Regions from separate parts of the Mus musculus genome. Here region 1 is linked to region 2. Evidence: chromatin loops called from intact Hi-C (ENCODE). Cell type or tissue: gastrocnemius. All regions are shown on one strand.

Region 1 (2,500 bases), 170 kb before region 2:
AATAAGAATATATATATATATATAAACCACTTACTGAAACAGAAATGAAATAAAATAAATATGCAGATATTTAAGGATCATAGCAGACATTAAGCTGGAAATAAACAAATAGTAACTAGAGAAGCAGGCAAAGGCCTGAGTCTCGCTGGGCTGGGCCAGCAAAGCAAACCTCCTGGAGGAGAAAAACCCAAGCTCTGGACAGATTCCCTGTTGCAGGGCAATGACAATCCAGAAGAGAGAGGGAGAGGGAGAGGGGAAGAGGGGGTAGGAGGGGGGAGAGGGGGGAGGGGGAGCTGTCCTGAAATTTTGTAGACCATACCTGCCTAAAACTCAAAGAGATTTGCCAATCTTTGTCTCCTCAGTGCTGTGATTAAAGGAGTATACCACTAGCACCCTGGCAAGAACTAGTCTTTTGTCTGCTTGACTGGGAGGAAGGAGACAGTTAAAGAGCTAAGGCTATGTATGGCCCAGCCAGGACTGTAACATGATGTGGCTTAAAGAACTCACTGGTGTTGAAAGTGAATGGTTGAGGCTGGAGAGATGGCTTAGCCCTTAAGACCAGCTCTGATCCTCTGTAAGAGCAGGCCATGCTCTCTCTCTCTCTCTCTCTCTCTCTCTCTCTCTCTCTCTCTCTGTGTGTGTGTGTGTGTGTGTGTGTGTGTGTGTGTGTGTGTGTGTGTACACTTTGAAGACTGTGATTTTCCTCCCATTCCCCTTCTCTTTGCTTTGGTTTCTGGATCGTGAAGCCCATGGAGGCTGATGAGTTGAAAGTGGGTTTTGTTTACTAATTTTCCAGAGTCTGGGAGGAACCCATGCACGTATCTACACACACTCGCAAGTCCGACCTCCTGGGTCCATCCTCCAGGTCTAGAAACTATCCGGGACTTAGGACCAAGTTTAAATATTAACTGCAGTCCCCTCCACAGCCCGCCTTCCAGTATTTCCTCACAAATCTTTGTGGGCTCCGCATTTCTTAGAAGTAGAGGATTTTCAGTAAGTGAAGCAGTTGGTGGCAGGGCTTGGAAATTTTGTCCCTCCACATCTCCCAGGAGAGTGAAAACCCCAAGCAGCAGGTTGTGTGGAAGGAGGGGACTGAAAAGACAGAGGGACAGCATGGAGCAGGGGGTGAGGGTGGGGGTAAGAAGCGACCTCTGCGCGCCCAGCTGTTTCTGACCCAAGCTGGACTCCTGCAAGACTGCCCCTGCCTCACAGAGCCCCAGGCTCCACGTCTTTTGAGTTGAGGACCACCCGGAGAGAGCCTACAGCAGGGACAGAATCCCTCTGCAGCAGAACTTCAGAGAAATTAAAAATCCTCCCACTAGAGGGCATAGGTGTGCTTCACAGAACCGAGAGACCTGGGAGGAGCTTCCGGGTCTGAACCAGCCTTCTGAGGTGAGGGGAAGGATTCTTGGTGCAAGGACTCTCCAAGCACCTCCATATGCACACCCCACGCACCCCGGAGGCTGCAGGAGGCCAGATCGAATTTGAGAGAGAATATTTCTCCCTTCTCCCAACATGAGGGCTACATGGAATAGGAACTGAGAACGTTTTGTAGAACTTTGGAATCAGTATCCACTCCCAAGCAAGCAGCAGCCTAGGGAAAGGGTCCACTTTGCTGGGTGGCAAACACTTCAGTCCCTTTGGTTCCAGCAGCCACTGAAAAGTGTGACTCTTCTTTGGTGATTCAGACACGGTGGCAGGGGGTAGGCCCTTCGGCACTCTGAAACTGGACCACAAGCTTGATCTGTGAGTTTCCTTTCCCCTGTGGGTGATCTCACCATAGCAAAGCACCCCTCTCTCTGTTTATTCTTCTACCCCCCCCCTTTTTTTTAAATGTCATTGTTGCTGGAAGTCACACACGTTTAATCCCAGAACTCAGGAGGCAGAGACAGGCAGATCTCTGTGAGTTCAAGGCCCACCTGGTCTACATAGTGAGTTCCAGGACAGTCAGAACTCTGTGAAAGACCCTGTCTCAGAAAACAAAACAAAGCAAGACAGTATATCCTTGTCAGTATGTGTCCATTATACAGGACAATGGACTTGACTGTGATGCCTTCATACATGCACATAGCAGATTTCCATCACCTTCATCTTCATCCAGTACCTGCTTCTGTTCCTTCCACTCCGTTTTCTTTGTCAGCTGAACCCTGGCCCTCCTATGTGACTTTTTAATAATAAAAGTCCAGCTTTCAGTGCTAAGACAAGGGTTTGCTGTCTCTAGCTTTTGTAGTTGTCTTGGGAAGGACAGCTATTTCTAAGGTTCTAGTTGTGGGAAGCAGGTGACGGGATCACACCCTGTGTAGGACTTGAACTTGGATCCTTTTCTAATTCACTCATTGTTGAGCTGCACAGAGTACTACAGAGAGCACTGCAATACTCAGAGAAATCTAGTAACCACTAGCGATCAGCAGGCCTGTGTTCTGTGCCTAGCTTAGAGAGCACTGCCCTACCTCCTTGATTGTCCATCCACACAACAGGCATCTCTGGTATGGTGCTAAGA
Region 2 (2,500 bases):
CTTCCCAAGACAACTACAAAAGCTAGAGACAGCAAACCCTTGTCTTAGCACTGAAAGCTGGACTTTTATTATTAAAAAGTCACATAGGAGGGCCGGGGGTCAGCTGACAAAGAAAACGGAGTGGAAGGAACAGGAGCAAGTACTGGATGAAGATGAAGGTGATGGAAATCTGCTATGTGCATGTATGAAGGCATCACAGTCAAGTCCATTGTCCTGTATAATGGACACATACTGACAAGGATATACTGTCTTGCTTTGTTTTGTTTTCTGAGACAGGGTCTTTCACAGAGTTCTGACTGTCCTGGAACTCACTATGTAGACCAGGTGGGCCTTGAACTCACAGAGATCTGCCTGTCTCTGCCTCCTGAGTTCTGGGATTAAAAGTGTGTGACTTCCAGCAACAATGACATTTTTTTTTAAAAAAAAAGGGGGGGGGGTAGAAGAATAAACAGAGAGAGGGGTGCTTTGCTATGGTGAGATCACCCACAGGGGAAAGGAAACTCACAGATCAAGCTTGTGGTCCAGTTTCAGAGTGCCGAAGGGAGTCACCCATGGCCTACCCCCTGCCACCGTGTCTGAATCACCAAAGAAGAGTCACACTTTTCAGTGGCTGCTGGAAACAAAGGGACTGAAGTGTTTGCCACCCAGCAAAGTGGACCCTTTCCCTAGGCTGCTGCTTGCTTGGGAGTGGATACTGATTCCAAAGTTCTACAAAACGTTCTCAGTTCTTATTCCATGTAGCCCTCATGTTGGGAGAAGGAAGACATATTCTCTCTCAAATTCATCCTCAAAATAGTAATTCCAAACAAACTGATGGAAAGCACGTAATGTATAAAGCAAGGGTGGGGGGGTGGGGAGGCAAAATGGATAATATGATAGAAGCTGTGGACCACAGAATTACATTCCCAAGCTGCTGGGCTTATTCAATATAGGCTAAGTGAAGTGTTGCTGACTGAGTCCATGGTGATAAGAGCTGAATTTACATTTTGATGTGAGGATATGAAAAATTCAAAAGCAACATTGGAGGTTTTGTGTGTGTGTGTGTTTGTGTGTGTGCGTGTGTTTGTGTGTGTGCGTGTGATGAGCTACTGAGATAAAGAACTGTAGACAGTGCAGCAGCCAACAAAGAATTCACATTCAGCCAAAGGGACCATTCAGAATGCAGAATAGAGAGGCATAAAGACCCCAAGGGCAGGATGTTAAGGTGGTTGACATCTTTCACTTTATTGATCTACAGGGCTGACTCAGTTCCTGTGGGAGCCCATGCAGCCTCCGGGGGTTCGTGGGGTGTGCATATGGAGGTGCTTGGAGAGTCCTTGCACCAAGAATCCTTCCCCTCACCTCAGAAGGCTGGTTCAGACCCGGAAGCTCCTCCCAGGTCTCTCGGTTCTGTGAAGCACACCTATGCCCTCTAGTGGGAGGATTTTTAATTTCTCTGAAGTTCTGCTGCAGAGGGATTCTGTCCCTGCTGTAGGCTCTCTCTGGGTGGTCCTCAACTCAAAAGACGTGGAGCCTGGGGCTCAGCGAGGCAGGGGCAGTCTTGCAGGAGTCCAGCTTGGGTCAGAAACAGCTGGGCGCACAGAGGTCGCTTCTTACCCCCACCCTCACCCCCTGCTCCATGCTGTCCCTCTGTCTTTTCAGTCCCCTCCTTCCACACAACCTGCTGCTTGGGGGTTTCACTCTCCTGGGAGATGTGGAGGGACAAAATTTCCAAGCCCTGCCACCAACTGCTTCACTTACTGGAAATCCTCTACTTCGAAAAAATGCGGAGCCCACAAAGATTTGTGAGGAAATACTGGAAGGCAGGCTGTGGAGGGGATTGCAGTTAATATTTAAACTTGGTCCTAAGTCCCAGATAGTTTCTAGACCTGGAGGATGGACCCAGGAGGTTGGACTTGCGAGTGTGTGTAGATAAGTGCATGGGTTCCTCCCAGACTCTGGAAAATAACAAAACAAAAAACAAAACCCACTTCCAACTCATCAGCCTCCGTGGGCTTCACGATCCAGAAACCAAAGCAAAGAGAAGGGGAATGGGAGGAAAATCACGGTCTTCAAAGTGGAGAGAGAGAGACAGAGAGACAGAGAGAGAGACAGAGAGAGAGAGAGAGAGAGAGAGAGAGAGAGAGAGAGAGAATATATCTTGAAATGGGTATAGCTGAATAGGTGGTTTACTCTGCAAGTCCCCAGCACTGAAAAATAAACTAAAGGCCATCACAGATTACACTTACTAGAGATGGATTAAATTCTCCTGATTGGAAAAGAGAAGGCTGCAGCTGCAGTGATGGTTGAAAGACTCCAAGAGGAGCCCCTCGCTCAGGCCTCAGGACAATAGTGGACACCCAAGAACTCACGACAGACTGAGCTTGTTGCAAACCACATGAGGCTTTATTCGGAAAGCCAGAGCTCTGGGGACGACTCATATCCCACGCAGGGGTAGAGGAGTCGACCTCGAGGGGAAAGAGTTCCCAGTTTTTATAGGCCCTCAGGGGGGAAAGGAGAA

The links. A loop is a pair of places that touch in the nucleus more often than their neighbours do. Peaks named below come from ENCODE experiments on the same cell type or tissue, not always from the same donor. Only the 100,000 strongest peaks of a DNase experiment are listed, where the experiment ranks them.
Region 1: a loop joins it to region 2, with 4 times the contacts of the local background. A loop is called at or near these places in 21 of 42 quality-filtered maps.

Annotation. Positions count from the first base shown.
Region 1 is chr16:20,907,787-20,910,286 of GRCm38, forward strand. No RefSeq gene overlaps it. Among named protein-coding and RNA genes, the nearest start is that of Gm6551, 20 kb to the right of the region's middle. In gastrocnemius, CTCF peaks have their summits at 1,284 (motif pointing right) and 1,485; DNase peaks (open chromatin) are centred at 1,214 and 1,431.
Region 2 is chr16:21,073,136-21,075,635 of GRCm38, forward strand. No RefSeq gene overlaps it. Among named protein-coding and RNA genes, the nearest start is that of Gm6557, 11 kb to the left of the region's middle. In gastrocnemius, no CTCF peak of the experiment used is centred here; DNase peaks (open chromatin) are centred at 1,276 and 1,560.